Regions from separate parts of the Homo sapiens genome. Here regions 2 and 3 are each linked to region 1. The links are chromatin loops, found by intact Hi-C in ENCODE. Cell type or tissue: PC-3. All regions are shown on one strand. Each heading gives the region's core, and the rest is flanking DNA. Links, peaks and the distances in the headings are about the cores only. Region 1 has its middle 44 kb from the start of RGS2-AS1. Region 2 has its middle 24 kb from the start of RGS2-AS1. Region 3 overlaps RGS2 (regulator of G protein signaling 2).

The links. A loop is a pair of places that touch in the nucleus more often than their neighbours do. Peaks named below come from ENCODE experiments on the same cell type or tissue, not always from the same donor. Only the 100,000 strongest peaks of a DNase experiment are listed, where the experiment ranks them.
Region 2: a loop joins it to region 1, with 5 times the contacts of the local background. A loop is called at or near these places in 4 of 110 quality-filtered maps.
Region 3: it touches region 1 in a loop (5-fold over the local background); 16 of 110 quality-filtered maps call a loop at or near these places.

What each region holds. Positions count from the first base shown.
Region 1 is chr1:192,900,002-192,908,303 of GRCh38, forward strand. No RefSeq gene overlaps it. Among named protein-coding and RNA genes, the nearest start is that of RGS2-AS1, 44 kb to the right of the region's middle. In PC-3, for the core only: no CTCF peak of the experiment used is centred there; a DNase peak (open chromatin) is centred at 4,690; H3K4me3 peaks cover 603 bases; H3K27ac peaks cover 2,134 bases.
Region 2 is chr1:192,968,075-192,976,376 of GRCh38, forward strand. No RefSeq gene overlaps it. Among named protein-coding and RNA genes, the nearest start is that of RGS2-AS1, 24 kb to the left of the region's middle. In PC-3, for the core only: no CTCF peak of the experiment used is centred there; no DNase peak of the experiment used is centred there.
Region 3 is chr1:192,810,904-192,818,770 of GRCh38, forward strand. RGS2 (regulator of G protein signaling 2) reads left to right here. Exons shown (of 5, transcript NM_002923.4): 4 at 78-244; 5 at 499-1,372. The coding sequence ends at 693. Among named protein-coding and RNA genes, the nearest start is that of RGS2, 5.8 kb to the left of the region's middle. In PC-3, for the core only: no CTCF peak of the experiment used is centred there; no DNase peak of the experiment used is centred there; H3K4me3 peaks cover 1,299 bases; H3K27ac peaks cover 2,442 bases.

The DNA of each region.
Region 1 (8,302 bases), core at 2,561-6,560:
TTTGAGGGAAAGTAAAGCACTAATGATACACCAGAAATGGTAATTCATTCTGGATTATTGTAAGCATATTTCATTTTCTTTCTTTCTTTTTTTTTTTTTTTTTTTAGACGGAGTCTAGCTCTGTCACCAGGCTGGAGTGCAGTGATGTGATCTCGGCTCACTGCAACCTCCGCCTGGTGGGTTCAAGTGATTCTCCTGCCTCAGCCCCCAAGTAGCTGGGATTATAGGTGTGTGCTACCACGCCCAGCTAATTTTTGTATTTTTAGTAGAGACGGGGTTTCACCATGTTGGCCAGGATGGTCTCCATTTCCTGACCTCGTCATCCACCCACCTTGGCCTCCCAAAGCATATTTCATTTTCTAAGTAAACCATTCACAAGCCCAGGGCTACTGTTAGTAATATAGTCAACTCTACCTGGGATAATAGGTGGATGTGATCATTTTTTAAAAATAGTCAAACATGGTATAGAATGATTTCATGTTAACTTATTTCTTTAATTTTACAATTCTACATTCTCCATCCAAAAATGTTTAAAAGAATGCCAAAAAAAAAAAAACCCTATGTTCAGGAGCAATGACTATCACATAATATGCTAACTGAAAAAGTGGCACAAAGTTTCTGCTTTGTAGTGTCCTCTATTACAATAGTACCCAACTTAGACACAGACACAGCTTAAGGCAAATGCTCGTCCTTCCCCTCCTTTGTCTTACAGTCGGCAAAGACCTAAATAAATGAAGATACATATTGTGTTCATAAATTGGAAAACTCTATACTTTTAAGATTAAAAATCAGATCTTTTCAAACGAATCTATACATCCAATGCAATCTCTGTCAAAAACCTAACAAGACTTTTTTTAAAAAACTAGAAAGCAACAAGCTGGAAAGACAAAATATTTAGAATAGCCAAAAAATTATTTTAAAAAGAGGAGAAAGCTGGAGGTACCACACTATTCGATTTCCAGACTTACTATAAAGCTACAATAATGAAGAGACTATGGCATTGGCAAAAATATGGGGATGTGGACTCTTGGAACAGAAATAGATCCACACATACATGGTCAATACATTTTCAAAAAGGTGCAAATGCAAGTCAATGGAAAAAAGATAGTCTTTTCGAAAAATTGTGTTGTAACAAATGAGATACTCACGTGCAAAAAAATAAAAATAAACTTTAAGCCAAACCTTCTGCTTTATACAAAAATTAACTCATAATGAATCAGAGACCTAAATGCAAAACAAATAACTAAAACTTCCAGAAGAAAATGTAGGAGAAAATATTTGGGTTAGACAAAGTTCTTAGATATGACACCAAAAGCTAAATCCATAAAAGTAAATTAATGAAGATTAGACTTCAAAACCAAAGATTAGACTTCAAAAGTTCTACTCTTTGAAAGACACTACTAAGAGAATGAAAATACAAGCCACATATTGGGAGAAAATATTTGCAAAACATGTACAGGGTCTGATAAAGGACTTGTATCTAGAATACATATATAAAGAAGTCTTAAAACAAAATAGCAAACAACCCAATTTTTTTAAATGGGCAAAAGATTTGGAAAGACATTTTCACTATGGAAAAAATATTGGAGTAGAGTGGGCCCTTAACCAATATGACTAGTGTCCTTACAAGAAGAGGAGAAGAGACAGACATAGAAGAAGAATGCCAGTTGGCAATGGAGACAGAGATTGGAGTCATGCAGCTGCAAGCCAAGGCATGCCAAGGATTGCCAGTGATAATAGAATCTAAGAGAAGGGCATGGGACAAATTCTCCACCACAGCTTTCAAAGAGAGCATGGCCCTTCCAACACCTCGATTTTGGGCTTCCAGCTTCCAGAACTGCAAGAAGATACATTTCTGTTGTTTTAAGCCACCCAGTTTGTTTTACTTTGTCACAGCAGTCCTAGGAAATGTGTGTGTGTGTGTGTGGTGTGTATAAATGTGTTATATATTTTCTAATATTATACAAATCTCATGCAAACAGATTCCCTACCTTTCCTCATATGACCAGTTCCATGTTTTATTTCAGACATTTCCTAAAGAACTGATATCACTTTATTACTTTTTGTGGTAAGAAACTCATGTGAAATATTAAATACTCACATTTTTATATTTTACTTCCTTTTAAAAGCTTTTATATAACCTACTGGAAGTGCATAATAATAACAGACTTCATAACTACCATTTATTAAGAAGTTTTTTTGTTCTGCATCATGTCTAATACTGTAAAGAATTTGGAGGTTATTATTTTAATTGTCCAGAGTAGGAAAGAGGTTTAAAAAGATGAAGTCTCCCACTAGGCTGTGAACTATTTTAAAGACTATATCTAATGCATCTGTGTAATCCCTGGAATGTGGTACCAGGTCTGGCTAACACTGTCTTGAGTATTGGACAAATTAATTAAATTTACCCCAAGTCACATAGTAAATGAACTGTGGAGCTGGAATTCAAATGAGGCCTGTCATATTACGGCTCCATTTAAATGCATCCAATACCATTTAGAATAAACCCAAACTCCTTACTTTGGCTAATAAAGCTCTCAGAATCAGGCACCTAGGGCTCATTTTACACCATCCCTTGCTTCTCCTGACCCTGCAGCCACACTTCTGTTCAGTTCCTCAACCTCGGCACTAACTGCTCCTCCTGCCGACAGCATCTTCCCTTGTTCTCACTCCTCCATCTTTGCATGGCTCTATCCTTCGAGTTATTTGGGTCTCACCTTAAATGCCATCTCCTTAGAAAGGTCTTCCTGATCACCCAGTGTAAAATAGCAACCCATTTACTCCCTATTACTTATAGTCTTGTTTTAATTTTGTTATATTTAACTTATCATATTCCATGTTTTGTTTCTTCAGTAGTATATTTACAGTCTTTTTCTTCTACTAAACATGCTAAGGTTCATATTTTTCACTTGCATCTTCTAGATTTAATACAAAAACAAACATTAAGAAAGCTGATTATTTTATTGTATACTTTAAGATAACAAACATATCATTTATCGTGTTCATTACTACATCTCCAGAAAATGGAAAGTCTCTGTCACATAGTGGGAACTCAGTTGATAGACTTTGAATAAATAATGAATGTTTCATTTCATGCTGTTTCCCTATGTCCATGCTTATTGCCCCAAATTCAAGAACTAAATTGTGACACAACCTGGTCCATCTGGCCTATCATACTAGATCTCTGAAATGTTCTAGCAACTCCAAGGGCTCTGGTACGTCTTTTATCCATACGGCCCTCTGTCTTCCTAATCTGGCAACAGCCTCCTAGTAACTAAAGCAAACTGTGGAAATTAACAGCTGCACCACTGACTTCAGGACCACACCAGGGGATTCCCCAGCAGGTGCCAAGTTTAAATATAGGCTACAGGGAATGTTCTATTGCCAGTGTGCAGTGGGATGCCAGACAGCTGTGGTACATCGGGATTTCACTGGGCCACGTGTCTCGTTAGTGTTTATATCACCAAGTCATAATTAAAAGGGTTTCTCTTTCTTAAGACCACTTCTACTTCTTTTATAATATTGGAAAATAAAGAAGTTTCTTGGCATTCTATATATGAATTTGTATGGAACTACTTTATTCCTCTGTCCTTATTGATTTACAAATTACCCAAATGTCTTATTTCAATCAAAAAACTTTATAACTTAAATTTGGCCTGTTTACTAATTTGCTAATTTCCTAGTCTTGCTAATAGCTCACAAAAGTTATTTCATTTGTTTGCAAAGCTTCACTCATGGAGATGCTGTTGACAAAAACCCATGCTTCCCATACTACTTGGTGAAATGCTTAGGAAATTGAAAGTAGAATTCAAAGATGCTTCTCTACTTAAATTGTGAATGTGTTTTTACCGTGTTAGTTCAGGTCTACCATTACTTGATAGTGAGTACGTCTTGCACTTTTCAATTTGATATTAACATGAAAATAAAAAGTCCATCTCAATTCAACAAACTAAATAGTCAATTTGGGCACTGAGGAATAAGCAATAGATACTTCAAGTCTCCTTGATAACGCATTAGTCTTTTTCAGACTCAGAACTGAAGATTGAACAGCAAATGGCACATGGACCTTGTATTTATGTAGCATTTTACAGTTTAAAAATAAAGCTTTATTATTCAGTGACTTTGGATGAATAACTTTCTATAAGATGAGGTGAAAAAAGCAGGATACAAAGTTGTATATTTATATTTTGGTGTTAAGAAAAAGAAAAAAATTGTTAGTGGTAATCTCGAAGTAGTGGAATAATACATTGCTTTTATTTTGTTCTTTATGCTTTTTGGTATCTTAAAAATTTCTACGGTGAATATGTACTATTTTACAAATTAAAAAACAATTTTAAAATGCCTTAACGTATTTCAGTAAGTGCTCAGTTATTCTGTAAGTGTAAATATCCTCATTGTACAAATGCAAAACTGTTTGAGAAGTAGAGATAGTGACTTACTCCAAAGTTTGAATACTCTTTATTACATTTGCCAACTTTTCACTGAATCCTGCCATCAGCCCCACACTGACATGCCAAGGAAATGAAGTGTGGTTATAAAAAAGTCTAAAGAAACAGAAGTGGGGGCGTATGTGTGTTTTGTTCATGATTTTGACAAATTGTAAGTGAGTCAGCGATGCATGCCCATCACAACCTTTTTGAGAAGATCAGTCATGTGAGGCATAAACTGTCGTACAGATCAGAACGCTCCCAATAGTTTGGTTTTGGTGATAATAACTGCAACCACTTGCTCAAAGTTAAAGGAAAGCAAAAGGAACACACGTCACTGGCTGCTAGCTTACCGACAGCAGCCTACTGTGATTCATTATTCTGGCAAACATATTAGAGATAGGAATGTTTTATTTAAAAGTTTTGTACAGTTTAGCAATGTTCAGCGGTTGTGTTTCACAGGACTTCACCAGGGATACATCATGTAGGTTTTACAAATGTATCCAAATCAATCATGAATGATTCTCTTAATTTAAGCATATAATATAAAATAATAAACTTCCTTATTTTGTTGTTATATTAAATCTGGGAGCTACAAGTGGAAAATATGAACATTAGCATGTTTATTTAATTGATTCAACTATTAAAATATCATAGTCCACTAATTGCAAAGCATTTCTAAGTACAAATACAATTCTGAAAGCAAATAATAAAATTCTTTCACACTATACTCCACATGGATTGAAAAAAATATATTATGCAATAGCTACTGGCTTTGAGGAAGGACAGTCTCTTTTTTTTTTTATTCTCTCCTCTCTTTGTCTCTTTCTGAGAAAAACATGAGTACATAATGACCTCAAAGCTTTGATCACTATGAAGTTTGGTAACTATGTTAACCTGTTCTGACTAAAATTTCCTGTATCAAATTTTTATAAAAGAATGTGTGTGTATGAGTGTATTGAGGGTCTGTTATGTCAATTTCATGTGAATCTTACTTTTTTTTACATTGCTGACCAGAAAGAAAATATTAATCCCAAAAACCTATCAAACATTTTAATTAAAATTGCCAAATATTACTAATCTTGTTCAGTCAGGCATTACCCACATAAGGTACTGTAATACTAATTCAAGGTACTTGATGCTACTTTGTGACTATTTTATTAGTATAATTAATTGTATATACAGTAATTGCTTGTTCTTACTATAAAAATAATCCATGCTTCTAAGAAATTCAAACAAGGCAGGACATAAAGTAGAAATTTAAAGTCCCATCCTGCCCAATTACACTTGCCATGGGTAAGAGTTTTATGCTCATCTTATATAGCAAACTTTCTGAGAGCACAGAGACAAATTTAGTCAAAGCTGGAGTTCTTTTTTTTTGAGACAGAATTTCACTCTTGTTGCCCAGGCTGGAGTGCAATGGTGAGACCTTGGCTCACCGCAACCTCCACCTCCCAGGTTCAAGCAATTCTCCTGCCTCGGCCTCCCAAGTAGCTGGGATTACAGGCATGTGCCACCACACCCGGCTAATTTTGTATTTTTAGAAGAGACGGGGTTTCTCCATGTTCAGCCTGATGGGTTCAGGCTGGTCTCGAACTCCCGACCTCAGGTGATCCGCCCACCTCAGCCTCCCAAAGTGCTAGGATTACAGGAGTGAGCCACCGTACCCGGCCATAGCCGGAGTTCTTACTGCTGCCTCTACTTCTGACTCAGCAAGTGACCCTGAGCATGTAAAGAACAGAACATTTGTTCGTCATAGTAATTCATTCATTCATTGTTTATTCATTCATTCAACAACTATCTATCTCCAAACTATCTACTGTTGCTGCAGTTTTATCCTTGGAGATTCATTTGGGAGCATATAAGTAATTTTGCTCTAGAAAATAATTTTTTAAATAATAACATCAGCAAAAACATTTATTTGATAATTACTACATACCCAGCACGAGGTTAAGCACTTTTCATTGGGTATTTTATTTAATAGTCACACCAACCCTATGGGATAGGGACTATTATTATGCCTATATTCTAACTGAGGAAATGGGGACCTATAGAGGTGGACTGACTTGCTCAAACCAAAGTCACTCTGCTAGTAAATCCAGTGTAACAACCCAGAGCCACCTCACTCCAAAGCCTGTCCTCCCAGCCACAGAGCTATATTGCTCCTCAATGTAAGTTTCCAGTGGATAGAGAATGAAGTATTATCAATTATTAATACGTGGTCACACAAGCCACATTTCAAGTGCTCAGTAGCCACTTGTGGCTGGTGAGTACCTTATTACACAGCCCGATATAGAACATTTCCATCATCTTAGAAATTTCTATTGGGCAACACTGGTCTAGATAAAAACCCACCGAGTAAGACAACATTGGGTTTACGTAGGTAATTAACCTGATGAAAGGAGAGAAATAGTGAAAGTAGACAATTTAAGAATAAGAAAAGGGATTTAACCATCTGTATTTATCGGAGAAGAAGAGTTCAGGAAATACTAAGTGAGTAAGAGACAGTAACTATGTAATATTATTGAATTGTTATTGAGAGAAAATTATTTGTAGCTGTGAATATGTTATTAGTTGTTATATATATAGAAGTTGGAAGTTAGATGAAGTCAGTAATATAAGTGAAAAAAACAATTTTCCAACTCCAGAAACCACCCCAGTGCATTAAGGAGACAAGGAAGACTAAGTTGATAGTTAGAAGATGAGATCCAAAGGCTGAGAATCCGGGAAGGAAAGCTCTCAGAAGAGGCAAGATTAGGAGATATACCTAATGCTAAATGACGAGTTAATGGGTGCAGCACACCAGCATGGCACATGTATACATATGTAACTAACCTGCACATTGTGCACATGTACCCTAAAACTTGAAGTATAATAATAATAAAATTTAAAAAATTTTAAAAAGTAGATGAATTAAAGCAAGCCCAATGATGTGATAATGGGACAGAGAAATGAAAGAAGGAAATCTGCTGTAAGGAAGCTGTGGAAATGAATGAGATTGTATTTGTTAAGTGAGCTTCCAGTACAGCGAGCTGCTGGTTACTTGGTTTGTTTCATATGTTATGAATACTGCAAATATGTTATAAAAAGAATTGCGGAGTGTAAAATTTATCTTATTCATTTTTGCACAGTTGCTATAATGAAATATCTCAGATTAATAAAACAGTTTCTGCCATCTAGGAATGTAAAATCTAGAGTGAGACAGGCAACTACAAAGACTCTCTTTCACTCAGCTCCTCTTGTCAGACATGAAGCTGTATTCTTCACACAAATATGTGCCATACTCACACTATCTCTGCCCAGTAGGCACAGAAACTCCCTGACTCACCAGTACGACATGTTCCTAGAGGCTGTTCTAAGTCCATTTATGCAAAAGTACAAAATGACTTTATTCAAGCTATCACTAACATCTTGCCACAAGTTACTTCTTTATTATTACTTAGATTTATTAACTTTCATAGGTGCTCATAAACAAATCTAGTATTAGAAACAGCATCAAGTGGAAGCAGTTGAAAGTGTAATAGAGGAACTTCTCTATTGTTGACCTATTTTACCAATGAGAATGTTGAGACTCAGAGTTTCAGTTGCCTAAGGTCAGGTGATTAACAAGTACAGAAGCTAGGGTGAAGCCCTGGGTTTGTGTGCCTACAGAGTTCCTCATGTGAACTGCGTCATGCAGCCTCTTATCAATTGCATCACAAGACAGAATGGATGAAGGAGGCAGAATTGTTCAGTGGAAAGAGCAGAAGTTTTATCCTCTATTTTAGGATGGGTTCCCCTAGAAGCAGACCCTGAGGAAAGGATATGTTCATGGATTATTTGGAAAGTGATTCCAGGAAGCACTGCTGGATGAGCTGAAGAAGTAAGACAGAAAG
Region 2 (8,302 bases), core at 2,705-6,704, 68 kb after region 1:
ATTCACAGTTTGAAAAACCCAGCCCTTAACTATTTGAGATCCTGGTAAAGAAAGTGTTAGTATCCAGCTGTTTAACCACATAATGTGAAAGAGATTGCCAGTTTCCTCTCAATATTCACTGTCCCCAAAGTACTCCAATTGTTTAGTTACTTTGTCACCCAACCAAAAGAAAACGTTTCCTAGCCTCCACTGCAGTCAGGAGAAGTTGAATGACTAAATTCTGGCCACTGATATGTGGAGCAAAGATTGCTAACAATATGACTACATATATTATTGCTAATTATAAGATTATATAGATAGATCAGCCTCCTAAAAATTTTGCTTTGTTCCTATTCCTTCCTTTCCTTTTTATTGACTGAAAGTGGCAAGTGGCAAAAGCAGCAGCAACCTTGTAACCACCATGTTGCTAGAACCACCTTACTAGCTTAGCTCTTTGGATTGCTTCATGGAGCAAAGTCCTACCTAGGTGGCACTGTATTTTGAGCTCTTTTTATTAAGCATACTGACCAGTTTCCTAAATATTACATCTAAGTAACCATGTTGTGTGGCATTTCCAGGAAACTGCCTTAAAAGGGAGAGGACTCCTTCTTTTAATCTTCACTCCCTTTCCTCCTTCCTGGACTATGGTTTTTGTAAGCAGAGCTCCAACAATGCAGGTAGAACGCCCCAGGAAGTGACCCTGGGAATTGAAGCCATGTTTGGCAGAACAACGAGACAGAACAAACTTCAGCCTTTGATTCCATGGAACCAGCATACCTGCCCTGACCAACTTACCTCTGGAATCATTTTTCCTTTTTAAGCCACTACTGTCCATATTTTGTTACTTTCGGCCTAACCTAATCATTTCTGTGGCATATATAGTGATATGAAAATGAATGGAAAGATGGACAAAATGACATAGCATTGCTTCCCATGGCCAAGACACACAACAAAACTAACGTTATTAGATCCATTTAATAGGAAAATGAGACATAAGAACAAACATTTGTTAAGATTTTATATTTATCATTTAGACAGAGACTATAATCTTCACAGTAACCCTACAGGGTAGGCAACATCATCACTATTTTAAAGAAATTGAGACCTAGTAAGGGAGAGCAAGTTGCTTGGCATCACTCAGTGTGTAAATGACAGAATTTGAACTCACAGTTCTCATGAACAAAACCCATGCTCCATTCTATGCCTTATCTTATTTCCACAATGAAAAAAGAGGAACAGAAGGCAAATTAACTAGAACAAAAATTGCTTTTGCACAGATACAAATAACTCTGTTTCAATCAGAATAAAAGGTTTCCTGACTCACTCTAGATTCACAGGGCCTTGTTTTTCTTTTATAACCTCAAGTTACCACACTTTTAAGAAATAAATTATTTCGTAAGTTTATAAAATAGAACTGAATTGTGTAGTTCCCAGAAGAATTTCTTAGAGCAGTCTGTTCCCCTGAATCAAGGTGAAAAACAGACCCTGTTATGTGTAATGTACGCTTCTTATTTTTATCCTGGAATGAGTGCTTTTTTCAAATGTTGAAGGTTGGGACTAAAACACAACCACCTGGGCCACTAAAATAGGTCCTGCTGCCACTATTTCTGTTATTTCAGATTCTACTTGGAATTTCTCATTTTTCAATACTCTTGGAAGATCCTAAATGCTAACTTCGTTTATTACTTAGAAAGGAAAAGACTTGGGAGTGTTCTCTATAAGTTTCACAACTTGTCTGAATATTAAAACACGGCAATAAATTTATTAATGGTAATAAATTGCATCCTAATCTTTTCAGTGAAGTCATGCAAATTAGCACATGACTGTTTACTTGTGTAATAAAAAGTCATGGCTTTAAATGAGGACTTTGACTTTAAAGACATCTAATAAACTATGCCTTTTTTCATTGTCATTTAAATCCTTCCTCCATCATTGTTTTATTCATTCAACAAATGTTTTTTGAGCACCTACAATGAGAAGCAGTACCATGTAATGGTCAAGAGCACAAACTGCATTTCAAATCCTGGCTCCTCTTTCAGTTGGCTCTTTGACCTTGGTCAAGTCACTTAGCCTTTTTGACCCTCCATTTTCTCATCTGTAAATCAAGATAATAGTATTATACTTTCAAGAGCTATTGTGAGCACAAAATGAGTTAATATGAGGATTACATGTATACATAATAAATATATAATAAATGTTTATGAAAAATACATACCTACATACATATATACATACAATATACTGAGCTTTAAAGAGCTGGGATATAGCAATGATCTAAACACACATATTTTGTTCCCATGTAACATATATTCCAGGCAGACAGAGGCAGACAATAAACAAATAATTAGATAATAGCTCATGTGTGATAAATGTTCTAAGGAAGAATAAAGGAGATAAAAATAGAGAATGATGGTGGGGCACTATTTTTTTTACAGAATGGTTCAGAAAGGATGCTGTAGAATACAATATTTATGTAAAGATAAAAAAACACGAGGAAGCCAGCCATGCTGATGAAGGATTGGGCTTCTAGGTAATGGAAACAAATACAGAGGTCCCGAGGTAGGGGCGTGCTTGAAGCATATGAAGGACACTGAAGCCAATGTGTCTGGAGAAAAGTAAGCAAAATGAAGAATGGGAGGAGAGAAAGAGACAGGAATAGCAGGGTCTTACGGTCATAAAAGGCTTTGTAGCCAATGGTAAAGGCATTGGCTTTTACCCAAACTTGACTGAAAGGTCTAGCAGGATTTACAGCCATACCACCCTGAACGTGCCCAATCTTATCTGAAAGATCTTGCAGGACTTTGAGCAGAGGATGGATATTATTTAATACAGATTTGTAAAGGTTCCCTCCAGCTGCTCTGTAGGAAATAAATCATAACAGAGGGGCAAAGGTTGCTAAAAGGAGACCAAAGTGGTATATATTGCAATATCCAGGTAGATAGACCCTAGAAAAATACTTGCATATATGTACAAAAAGGTATGAACTTAGCTGTTCATTCTAGTATTGTAACAAGGAAAATTTAGAAACAACCCAGCTATCTGTCTATGAGGAAGTAGCTAAATAAATTGTGATATACTAAATGTCACATATTATCTATTAATAGCATATTAATAAATCAAATTCCATGACTTCAATAAGAGTAGGCAGTGGAGGTGATAAAAAAAATTTGGTGTAATCCTGGATATATTTCCAAAACGTAGCCCACAGAATTTGCCATTGGAGTGGTTGTGGGAAGTAAAAGAAATAAAGGAGTAAAGATGACTCCAGGATTTTCTGTCCTGAGCCAGCAAGGGTATAGTTGCTCTACTGAGTTTGTGAACATTAGGAGAGAAGCAGAGGATTCCTGGGGGAGTGGGAGGGGATGTGGTTAAAGAATTCAGCTTTGGACATGTTGAATTTGACATCAGAGAGTATGGATATAGGAGACTGAAGTTCAGAAGAGCAATCTGAGCAAGATGTCCATGTTTGAGACCCATGGTGTATTCATGGTATTGAAGGCCATGGGTTTGGATAAGATGAACCAATGCAGTGGTTCTCAAACCCAGCTGTGCACTAGATTTTTGATCAACTAAGTCAGAATCACAGGAGTGGGACCTAGACATTATATAATTTAAAATCCTTTGGGCTGAGAACCAATGACTTAAGCAAACAGTATAAAAAGAAAAGAAATGGAAAAAATTTGAAGAGAAAACGCCCAAAATAGAAAATACTATGGGTTGGCAGTGCATGGTGGCTCACCCCTCTAATCCCAGCACTTTGGAAGGCTGAAGGGGTCGGATTACATGAGGTCAGGAGTTCAAGACCAGACTGGCCAACATGATGAAACCCTGTCTCTACTAAAAATACAAAAATTAGCCTGGCATGCCTGTAATCCCAGCTACCAGGGAGGCTGAAGCAGGAGAATAGCCTGAAACCAGGAGGCGGAGGTTGCAGTGAGCCAAGATCACACCACAGCACTCCAGCCTGGGCAACAGAGTAAGTGAGACTTCGTCTCCAAAAAAAAAGAAAAGAAAAGAAGAAGGAAAATGCTATGGGTCAACAAATTTGAACAGTAAATTGTCAATACTAAAGTTGAAGATTCACATACTTTTGGCTCAAGAATTTACTTTTAGGTTTATAACCTTAGAGAAATGCTTGCATATATGCACAAAAAGATACAAATTTGGCTGTTCACTATGGTCTTGTATTAGGAAAATTTAGGTACAGTCCAAATATATGTCTATAAATAAACTGTGGTAACTTAAATACTATATATTATATATTAATAGCATATAAATGCAATATAATACCATATAGCAATTAAAAATGAATGAATTTGATCTATATGTATCAATATAGATTAATATTGAAATCACAGAATGAAGAAATCTAGCTAAAAAACATAGATATATTTAATATATATTACATAGTTTATATATAAAATATGTATTTTTATATATTTAACATATATTAAATTATATTTATATAATTTACATAATTATATTATATAAATATATTAAATATGCAATATTTAATATAGGTTTTAAATCTATGTATTTTATATATTTATATACATTTCATATTTTACAAATAAAATATATTTTTACATAGGGATATAGGCACTCAGAATTTTTTTCATTTGCTTTAGTTGGATTTTTTAGTTTAGTTTTTTTAGTCAGGTTTACTGAGATATAATTTACATACAGTAAAACTCACGTCTTTAATTGTACAGTGCAATGAGGTTTAAGAAATGGGTACAGTCATGTAACCATCACCATAAACAAATATAATAGTTTGATCACTCCAAATGTTTTCCTCGGGCTTCTGTGTAGTGAATCCCCTTACCCAACCCCAGCCCCTGAAAACCACTGATCTGATTATTTCTCTATTGTTTTTTTTTCCAGCATGTTATATAAATGGAATTATATAGTATGTAAGATTTTGTGTTTACTTCCTTTTTTAATTTTTATTTCAGTAGCTTTTGGGGTACACATGGTTTTTTTTTACATGGATGAATTATATAGCGGTGAATTGTGAGGTTTTAGTGCACCTGCCACCTGAGTAGTGTACATTGTACCTAATGTGTAGCTTTTTTATTCCTACCCCCATCACTCTCCCCCTTCTGAATCCTCAAAGTCCATTATGTCACTCTATGCCTTTGCATACTCATAGCTTATTTCCCACTCATAAGTGAGAACATACAGTTTTTGGTTTTTCCACTCCTGTGTTACTTCACTTAGGATAATGGCCTCATGCTTCATCGAAGTTGCTGCAAAAGACATTATTTCATTCCTTTTTATGGCTTGTGTTTACTTCTTTTACCTAGTAAATGTCTTTGAGATTTATCTGTATTGTCTCAATAATTTATTTCTTTTTATTACTGAGTAGTGTCCATTAAATGCTTGTAGCACAATTTGTTTATCTATTCACCAGTTAATGGACATTTGTGTTCTTTCAAATTTGGGGCCCTTATGAATAAAGCTGCTGTAAACATTCAAGCACCAGTTTCTCTTTTGACATATGTTTTCATTTCTCTTGGGTAAATATCTATTAACTTTATACCAAATATTTTTTTTTTTTTTTGCAAAGGATCTGTCATGTTCCACAGAATTCTTTGGGAATGAAGTAGTCTGACTTCTGACCTGGCAGGCACAAGGTCCAAAAGGAATCTCTCCATACATTATGAAAATAGATTTTAAATACCAAATGGGCATTGTCTTTGGGCTAAATATACAATATCCGTGACATATACCTACTACTATTTTCAAACATAACTATTATGCTGAACTAAAAGATACAAATTTATTTCAAAGCATTAATACATTCAGGGCAACTTTGCCATTATGTGTTTCCTAATCACTGGATGTGAAAAGCATAACCACTATCATATTTGAGTCTATGAATCTTTTTTACTTTATTAATATTAAAAAAGATAGGGAATAATGCCTAGAGCAGAAATGGGTTGCTTCAGGATCACCCAAGGTACTGGTTCTCAGCCTCCACCCCTGACCTACTGAAACGGAATCTAATATAAAGCAATTATAATAATAGCTACCTTCTATTGAGCACTTACTACTTCTAGCAAGGTGCTAATTGCTTTACATAATGCCCTTCATTCCATCCCCACAACAACCCAGTGAGTCAGGTGCTATTACTACTCCTGTGATTCAGGTGAGAACATTGATCCCTCTTGACTCAACGTCAAGTAATTTACCCATGGTTGCACAGTTTGTAAAAATCCTTATTTTTATTCATCTATCTCTGCCTTTAAAAAAAATCAGTAGTAAAACCATTACAATGATACAAGACTATGAGTAGAGCTGAGGAAATTACTTTTTAATCCTTAGATAAGGAATCAATTATGAGTAAAAAAAAATGAGTGAAAAATATCAGCTAAATAATGGAAATGAAAACAAAGAGCAAAATCTTCTTCCAATCTTTGTTTCCAAAATAAACTCAAAAGTGAGATTAGGAGGATGCAGCTGATATTGGGTCCACAGGCAAAAAGAAGCTATACAACTGTGTCCAGTGCAAGAGACCACCAATCAATGGGGAACGTGTTTCAACCTGACAACACTGCAGCAGTTATTTCTGTATTCTAACTTACGGAGGTTCCAAGAAAAGAGAGTTGAGAAAGATGGAAGAAGGAGAAGTTGATCAGGGAAGGGGAAACAAGAGAGCTGAGCTCTCAGGCACCATCTGCTCAGATTCCAGTCCAAAAGATCCTTGGGCATTGATGGAAGTGTCTGCTGCAGCACCCAGGACTAAGTGAACCACATTGCCCACAGTACCAAGGCAATCACCTTCTATTCTTTGATAAGCTTACTTCCACCCCAAAACCTGATCTTGCTTAACCAAATCCACTTATTCCAATCACTCATAGTTGCATAAGGAAAGAAGACTTACATTAGGCTTTGCTTAATGTAGTTCCTTTGTTATGAGTCATGGCACTAATTAAACCTAAGAATTTTTAAAATATGAATTCATGTAGTGTGAAGCAAGCCATTTCAAATGTTATTCTCAGGGATAGTTAATCATTTACATGTGAAGTCTACAGATGAAACAAATGACTTGAGTCGTTTAGAGGGAGTAATTGCAACAAAAGTGCCTCATCGTGATCAAAGTGATACCTCTTTTTAATCATTAGTATCCCTTGGTAAGACACTTAAGGATTCTCAACCCTCAGTTCTCTCATCTTAAAAATTAGTCCAGTTAATCTCTAAATAATTCTTTAATTTTAAAATTTATGAAATAACCAAAATATGAACAGTAGTCTTTAGGAACTGGGACAATTGAAAAACATATTTTATATTTTCTACAATTTTAAACTTTTTCTACTGGACAAATATTACTCTTCTAACAGGAAAATCTACCTTTATTTGAATCCATGGTAGTGATTCCGTGGCCAGAAAAATATCCCCCAGTCCAAGAATACATCTTGACATCATTGACTATTTTCCTAAAGTTTTGAAAATTCTAAGTGTATTTATACTTAAAAAAAAAACACTACAAAAACCAAATACTTGGTGCTGGCCTGATACTTCATTTTTTAGTTTATTCCATTGAGGCTTATTTGATCATTAGGATTCTTTGTCCATTTCCAGAGCCTCTTCCTTGGTACAAAAGCCTTCCGTGGACAAAGCCAGTGTGACCTGTCTACTCACCGATTACACTCACTGCCCTAATCCTCATGCATATAGGATTGTGGAGTTTCAGAAAGTCACATATTACATACAGACAATTCATTGATCTTAAACAAGAACTAAAAACAGTAGGAGTTTCGAAGATAGATTGGCCTGGGTAAAATTCTGATTTTGCCACTTTCTTGCTGTGTGACTTGGATAATCCACTGATTATCTTCATTTAGCTTCCAATTAGCTTCATTTCCACATGCGTAAAATGAGAATTACAGTACTGACCTCATATACTGTTGTAAGGAATACAATGAGATAAAACATATAAAATATTTATACAATGCCTGGGACATACACGCTCAACGTTCCCACTACACAATTCTTATGAAATCTTTCAACCTCCCATCAGAAAACAGAAGAGCTAGCTTCAGTTGCACCTATATGATGCCAAACACAGATGAAAATGAATAAAGTGATATAATTGCCAAAGTTTCTAAACATTTGTGTTACACAAAAAGGATCATTCAATTATGTTGTGTTGAGACAGGAGGTAGTGTTTTATCTTCTGCAGTAGCAAATGGAAGTTATTGACTCCTCTGAGATAATATAAAATCCAAAAATATTTAAGAAATAATAAAATAAACTTAGCTTAACATTTACCTACATAACTTTCGGAAACTGATATAAATGCACCTTTCTCTGTGCTCTC
Region 3 (7,867 bases), core at 1-4,000, 92 kb before region 1:
GGATAGGAGAAACATAAGGAATCATTTGGTCTCTCAGTTCTTCACATTCTGCATGCTCTCTTTTCTCCCCCCTTCAGATGGTCTTGCTGCATTCAGGGCTTTTTTAAAGTCGGAATTCTGTGAAGAAAATATTGAATTCTGGCTGGCCTGTGAAGACTTCAAAAAAACCAAATCACCCCAAAAGCTGTCCTCAAAAGCAAGGAAAATATATACTGACTTCATAGAAAAGGAAGCTCCAAAAGAGGTAAGGAAACAAGTTCCTAATTTCAGCACAATCTGGACATCTTTAGCACAAAAGTGAAACAAAGTAATCAAGGACAAAGCGGGCTAGGAGGGGTAAAAAGTCCCTCCACGTTGTAGCTTTCAGTTATGTTAAAGTTCTCCTGTGACTTAGCTAGTAAAGCTAATCACACATAATTTTTATTTTTTGTTTTCAAATACTAAATTTTAATCTTTAACTCTGAATACCAAATAAACAACTTTTTTGTTTTATTTCAGATAAACATAGATTTTCAAACCAAAACTCTGATTGCCCAGAATATACAAGAAGCTACAAGTGGCTGCTTTACAACTGCCCAGAAAAGGGTATACAGCTTGATGGAGAACAACTCTTATCCTCGTTTCTTGGAGTCAGAATTCTACCAGGACTTGTGTAAAAAGCCACAAATCACCACAGAGCCTCATGCTACATGAAATGTAAAAGGGAGCCCAGAAATGGAGGACATTTCATTCTTTTTCCTGAGGGGAAGGACTGTGACCTGCCATAAAGACTGACCTTGAATTCAGCCTGGGTGTTCAGGAAACATCACTCAGAACTATTGATTCAAAGTTGGGTAGTGAATCAGGAAGCCAGTAACTGACTAGGAGAAGCTGGTATCAGAACAGCTTCCCTCACTGTGTACAGAACGCAAGAAGGGAATAGGTGGTCTGAACGTGGTGTCTCACTCTGAAAAGCAGGAATGTAAGATGATGAAAGAGACAATGTAATACTGTTGGTCCAAAAGCATTTAAAATCAATAGATCTGGGATTATGTGGCCTTAGGTAGCTGGTTGTACATCTTTCCCTAAATCGATCCATGTTACCACATAGTAGTTTTAGTTTAGGATTCAGTAACAGTGAAGTGTTTACTATGTGCAACGGTATTGAAGTTCTTATGACCACAGATCATCAGTACTGTTGTCTCATGTAATGCTAAAACTGAAATGGTCCGTGTTTGCATTGTTAAAAATGATGTGTGAAATAGAATGAGTGCTATGGTGTTGAAAACTGCAGTGTCCGTTATGAGTGCCAAAAATCTGTCTTGAAGGCAGCTACACTTTGAAGTGGTCTTTGAATACTTTTAATAAATTTATTTTGATAAATAATATTGAACACTTGGAGTCTAGATGTGATTTTATTTTTGATAACTGGAAATGTGGCAGATAAAGGGAAAACATCTTTATAGTAAAAGACATTTCAGTTTTTGTGCCTGCCCAGTGAGAATTGACAGTCTTCAGAACTGAGAAATGATAGTTGCAGACAGATAATTCTTTTTTTAAAACCTATAAGCATTATGCAGACCTAAGGAAGTCACATCCTTAGAACCACTGCATTTATGCTTTCTAATCTTAAAAAAAAATCAAGCTTGTTAATGAAACACTGATCTAAAGGATTCTGTATCTAAGTACCAGCTAAATATGAGAAGTAAATGTAATGGAGACAAGCACAAAAATTATTCACATAATTAAGCTTCTCAAATGAAGAAAGAAGCCAAATAAGGTCAATGTATGCCTGTCTTTATTTACTTTCCATTGGTTCCAAGCTCCCCCACAAGTACCAGCATGGGCTTCCAAGATACATACCTGAAATTGTTCCCTTCCATAATGTATCAATAGAAAATCTCAGAATTTTCCTGATTTTCATGCCTTCATTTGGCCAACAAAGAATCTGTTACTTTAGGTAATGATAAAGTCAAAAGAAGTGCGCTTTCGTTTCTTAGACTTAAATCCAGAAATGTGCTTTTTTCCACTTGAGAGAGGAAGCCCTTGAATCTGTTTTCAAACTGGCTAATTAAAAAGCACCCCTTCCTCAGCAGGCTGTTTTTTTCAATGTCCTTGATTATGGTCTTAATAAAAAAGGAGGAGGAACCCTGATTTTAGAGTTGGAAGAACTGACGCAAAGTAATCATTTCTCATAGCTTTGTGACCTTGGGTGTCCCCATTGTCTTCTCTGACTCTTCATTTTAGACCTTCCTGCCTTTCTGGTTTTATAAAGTAGTAAGGGACTTTAGAAATCATAAAGCACTAAGAACATTTTTTTTCTGATTTGCCAGAAGAAAAATTGACCTCCAGTAGTTTACTGTTTCCATTGTGATTGCACTAATTTTCACCTTAGCCAGAGTTTCTGGCACCAACAGACACAAGCTCTATTAGAGAGACTGCCTTGTCTACTGTATCACAGCAGCCAGAATAATACATAATAGGTGCTCCATAAATATTGATTGAATAAATGAATCCAAAGAGTCATTGAAACAAATATTTCTTTGGAGAATAAATGTGTCAGGTCTAGCATAATCCTTAATTTGGAAAGATTTTGACCAACAGAGGAACTCAGGAGTCATGCCATATATCATCCTATTTGTCACCAAGTCATTTATTTTACTTCAAACCTCTCTACAGCCTACTCTCTGTTACCACTCTGATCAAAGACACCACCATCTGATGCCTAGATTACTGCAATAGTCTCATCTCCTCTCACCCACTCTTCCCCCTCTCCCACACCAATGTGTTCCTGCCTTTTAACTCTAGGGATCCCTTCAAGACAAATCTGATCTTGTCTCCAGTTGCTTATAAACACCTTGACAGGTTTTGCAAACAATTAGGATAAAGACAGTATCTCTAATATGGCCTAACACCTGCATGGCTTGACCCCTCCTTTTGTTCCAACCTTGACTCTACCACATTTCTCCCAGCTCTTTCTGCTAAGCCACACTGTCCTACTTTCCTAGCAGGTGCCATGCCCACTGGCCTCACAGGACCTTAGCACCTAATAGTTCCTCTGCATGGAATTCAGTTTTAGCTCTTACTCATGCACATATCAATGCAATTGCCACTTCCTTAGGGAAGCTTCCCTGACCTCCTTACCTCGGTCAGATCCCCTTTTAGATGGTCTTATAGCACCAGGTTCTCTAATTTAGAGCACTTAATGGAGTTGTAAGTTCTCATTAATTTGTCTGATTATTTAATAATTCTATATCTTCCTCCACCAAATTGTAGGAACCACAATTTGAGGACCCTTGGCCTTTTTCCGCTCACCACTGAATCCCAACACCTAGCATAGTGCCTGCTGTACAATGGGAGCTGCATAAATAGTTGTTGAATGAATGGATGAGTATTAAAAGATCTTGCAAACAAATTTTGATGAAACAAGGATCTACCAATGCACAAGCAATTAAGGACAAGACTTTTTTTAAACCCCACTGGCTCAAATGTCTGAAAATATCTGTAGAACTTTTTTCTTTGGCAAAAATAAGTAACTACCTCTTAGTTGGCAAAGTCTCTATAACTTTTGACCTTTAATAAAAGAAGAGGCCAGATTATACTAACAAAAAACAGAAGTTTTTATTTTCAGGGCTGCTAAAAGCACAGACTATATTCAGGTAGTATTTTCCAATGTTCTGTAGTGTGGAACAAACTGAAATAGATTTAAGATTAGAAACCACATTCACCCACAAATAAATATTACTTAATGTTCCAGTTTCCCAGAGTTCACACACTTAGGATCCACAGTCCACTCATTTTGATATTTCATTGTTCATATATTTTCAGCCCAATGATATTTTAAAATATATTAATTTCATATGATCTTACTAAAAAAAATAGAAACTTATATGTTATCTGTCATGTGAGCACAGGGAGACAATAAATGAGTTTCAATAAAATTACCTATAGTGGTCACCCAAAATGTCATAGGAAGCAGATCTTTAGTAGATGTGTTTGTGTTGTGTTGTTGTTTAACCACAGTATTTGATCATGTATGGTAGTGATTCTCACCTTGTGGGGTTGGACAGTGAAGGGAAACAGTGATTGTGCATTTCTCTGTGTCTTGAGAGGTGTTATGCAAGGGAGTGCATTGTGTATTTGGACAGTATAGAGACTAGGAAGTGTCTGCCTGTGTCAGCCACTAGACTGTTTCTTTGTTTTCCTATGTTAGCTCAAAATTGCAGCTAAAGGACTTAACCTGACTTTACAGAGAACATCACCACTATTGAATGTAAGTGTTAACATGTATACACGTTCCCTGGGTCTGACTTTGATGCTTTTTGACAACTTTAGGAAGCCATTTTGGCCAATGGCAATAAGCACAAGTGTTTTATCTAATTTCTGACATCTTAGCTAAAGAGCAGCTTGGGGCTGCTTGAGGTAATGATAACACCTCAAAAGAGCTTCTCCTGTGGCCTAAAGGATAGAAAAAGGAATCACCAGGTGATAGCCTTAAATACTAGTGGTTGGGATATTATTCTGCAGGAATGTGACACCAATCTCAAGTAAAATTTATGGAAATGACTTGGGTATCAATATAAGGCTCGATTGGAGACAGGGCGATGAGTTAGCAGGCTGCAATAATAGCTCACATGAGAACCAGCCATGTGTCTGAACCAGGACAGTGTCACCAAATAATTCAGTGTAACTTAATAGTAAATTATACATCACCTACTCCATGCAGAACACTGATCTAAACTACATAGGGAATAAATATAAAGACCCATGAGACACATTCCCTATCCTCCAAGAAGTACCAATTAAGTAGCTGATGAAATAAATATACCAAATTAAAACAGAGTGTGAGCTATGATTGCTGATTAATTATGAAAATAAAAGTGCAGATACCTTTAGCTGGAATAAATCAAGAAACACAGTGAAGTGGCATTTTTGTTGGTATTTAATAAATGTGTTGAATTTCAGAGAGATAAAGGAGAGATTATTCAAGGTGGAGAAACAGTCTAAATCGAAGGAAAGGGGAAAAGTAGGATTACCTGTTGCATTGTGCTGTGATATTTTTGTAGGCAGATATTTTTAATGGGGATGTATATTTGAAAACTAGTCCATTGATTCGTTTTTTAACAAATATTAAAAGTAAATATATAGATAAATACTTATGAAGGACTTCTCTGGGCAAGACATGTCTATAAGAGTAGAAGACTAGAACCTCAAAATGCAACTAAAAGCTGCACTTAATTTTTCTTAAAAGTTGATTTTCATAAGATCATCATCACAGTTATTAAGCTTTATCAAATCTTTCTTCATGATTTCCCAGGCATCTTTCCCTTCCCTTACTACAGCCAAGTGCTTATTCACCGTGGTCATCCTCCTCTCACCTATCTCAATAGGCCTCAGATCCTGTATTCTGCTTCTCATCCCTTCCCTAGAATGCCATTTGAACGCTAACTTTCTCACACTACTCTTATGCTCAGAAAAGTACATAAATTCCCTGGTATCTCCCAAATCAAGGGAAATTCCTATGCCTAAGGCAAAAAAATTTCTACCATTTTTGTAAAATTTTGGCCCATCCAATCTTATTTCCCACTGTTGACATGAGACATTTGATACTGGTTTTTCTTATTGCCTCTGAGATATATTATTCTCCTACTATTAAATCAAAAATTTCCCTTTGCCCAAAACCCTCTCTCTCTTCCCTTAAGTTATACTCATTTTTTAAGGCTCAAAGTTTCACCTCCATAAAATATTTCCATGGGTGCATCAGTCGTATCTCCAATTAAGTGGTCACTAACCGGACCATTCCGACTTACTCCATTTTCAAAGTAACTAATAAAGTTCCATATTATTGATACTCGTTGCTCATTGATGATCTTATTAACTTACTGGTTGGTTGATTGACTCACAAACTCTTCAGTAAAAATCCATGCAGTGATATAAATGATTTCGTTTAAATATGCTAAACTGACTTGTAAAAAATAACAGTTTTTTCAGAAGTCTACATATTTTAATCTTGGCTCTACGTTTTTGCCTTGCAAATTTATAGTAAAACTGAACTATGTGGATCTTGGATGAGATCCTAATGTTAGATTTTCTCAAATCCCAAATTAATCTGATATTTGTATGGTTTTAAAAGTGCACTGACCTATAAGGAAGCTTCCTTTAGGAGTGATTCTGTGTGTTTATTAAGCTGGTGTATATCTTAGACATGTACAGACGTCACACCAAAATCAAAATAATGAAAAAGAAAAGTGGGCCAAAAGGAAGAGTGAGAAGAAACTATTTCCCTGCTGTCTATTTGGAGTGAAGAGGGAGTTGATTTTTTTTTTAATGCGTTTGCAACTTCCAGTCTTATAGGACTATTACCACCTCCAACCCAAATTACTCTCCCAGTCTTTAGCTTCAGAATGCAACCACAGGTAATCTACGAGTGCGTTTGAAACTGCACTGTTGAAAGAACTAAGAAAAGTATGCGGTTTACATGAGCTGTGGTATAGTCTGACAAAGACCAGATATAAAACTTTTGTTTGAAAAGCAGGTGGTACTTAGTAGATCTTTCCCTGCTTGCCGGGAAGCTTACAGTATTAAATCTCCACTTGGCACAAACCAACATATTCTCACATAGGGTAATTTTCTTGCAAAAGTGGCCACTGAGCATTGTGACATAAATGTCAGGACTTAAAGTTCTACTTCTTTCTAATTTCTTCTACTTCTGTTTTTCAGATGCCAGAGTTTGACAACTCCTATAACACTCTATAAAAGTTCTAGTAATATGATTAACATTTTAAGAGCAACGAATAATGCAACTATTTCAGAAATAATTGTAGTCATCACACATTTTCAGAAAAACCAGTTACCACTGAAAATGTTAATACTAATGAAGTGCTTCTGAACTTTGAGAGATTAGTTAGCCATAGAATGTAAAAAATAACTCAGAAAGAATATTGACCACAAAAGCAGTAAAGTAGTACTATACAATAAAAAATAAAGTAATATTTTATAATATTATGATATATTATATTATATATCATCATATATTATGATTAATAATTTATATATCATTTATATATCATCATATATGTGTTATGATGTATATTATAATAATACAATATAAGACTATATGCAGTCCAGTAGGGTGGCTCATGCCTGTAATCCCAGCACTTTGGGAGGCCAAGGTGGGTGGATCACCTGAGGTCAGGAAGTCGAGATCAGCCTGGCCAACATGGTGAAACCTCATCTCTACTAAAAATACAAAACAATTAGCCAGGCATGGTGGCACACGCCTGTGATTCCAGCTACTTGGGAGGTTGAGGCAGGAGAATGGCTTGAACCCAGGAGGCGGAGGTTGCAGTGAGCTGAGATGGCGCCACTGCACTCCAGCCTGGAGGACAGCGTGAGACACTGTCTCAAAAAAAAAAAAAATATATATATATATATATATATATGCCACATATGTAATGTCAAATATTATAATGAAATTTAAATAATTTAAAAGAAATAGGTGAAATTGATTTGAATAATATATTTTATGTAACCCATTATATTTATAATATTATCATTTCAACATGTAATCAATATGATAAATTATGAAAGAGATAGTTTAATTATTTTATTTGGTCTTCAAATTCTGGTGCATATTTTACACTTGCAGCCCATGCAGATCCATGTCAGACACATTTCATACTAAACAAGTTTTAGGCAAGGCAGTCCCCAGTCCTATATCTTTGATTTGATAAGCCCTCAATTATGATTGATATGATTTAAAAACCTAAGGTAGACCTCATGTTGGCATATTATTTTTGTGTTCTAACTACTTAAAATATAATACACATTTCTTTTTTGACTTGTGCAAAGGCAAACTGTTAACCACTTCCTCACTCAAAATGCATTC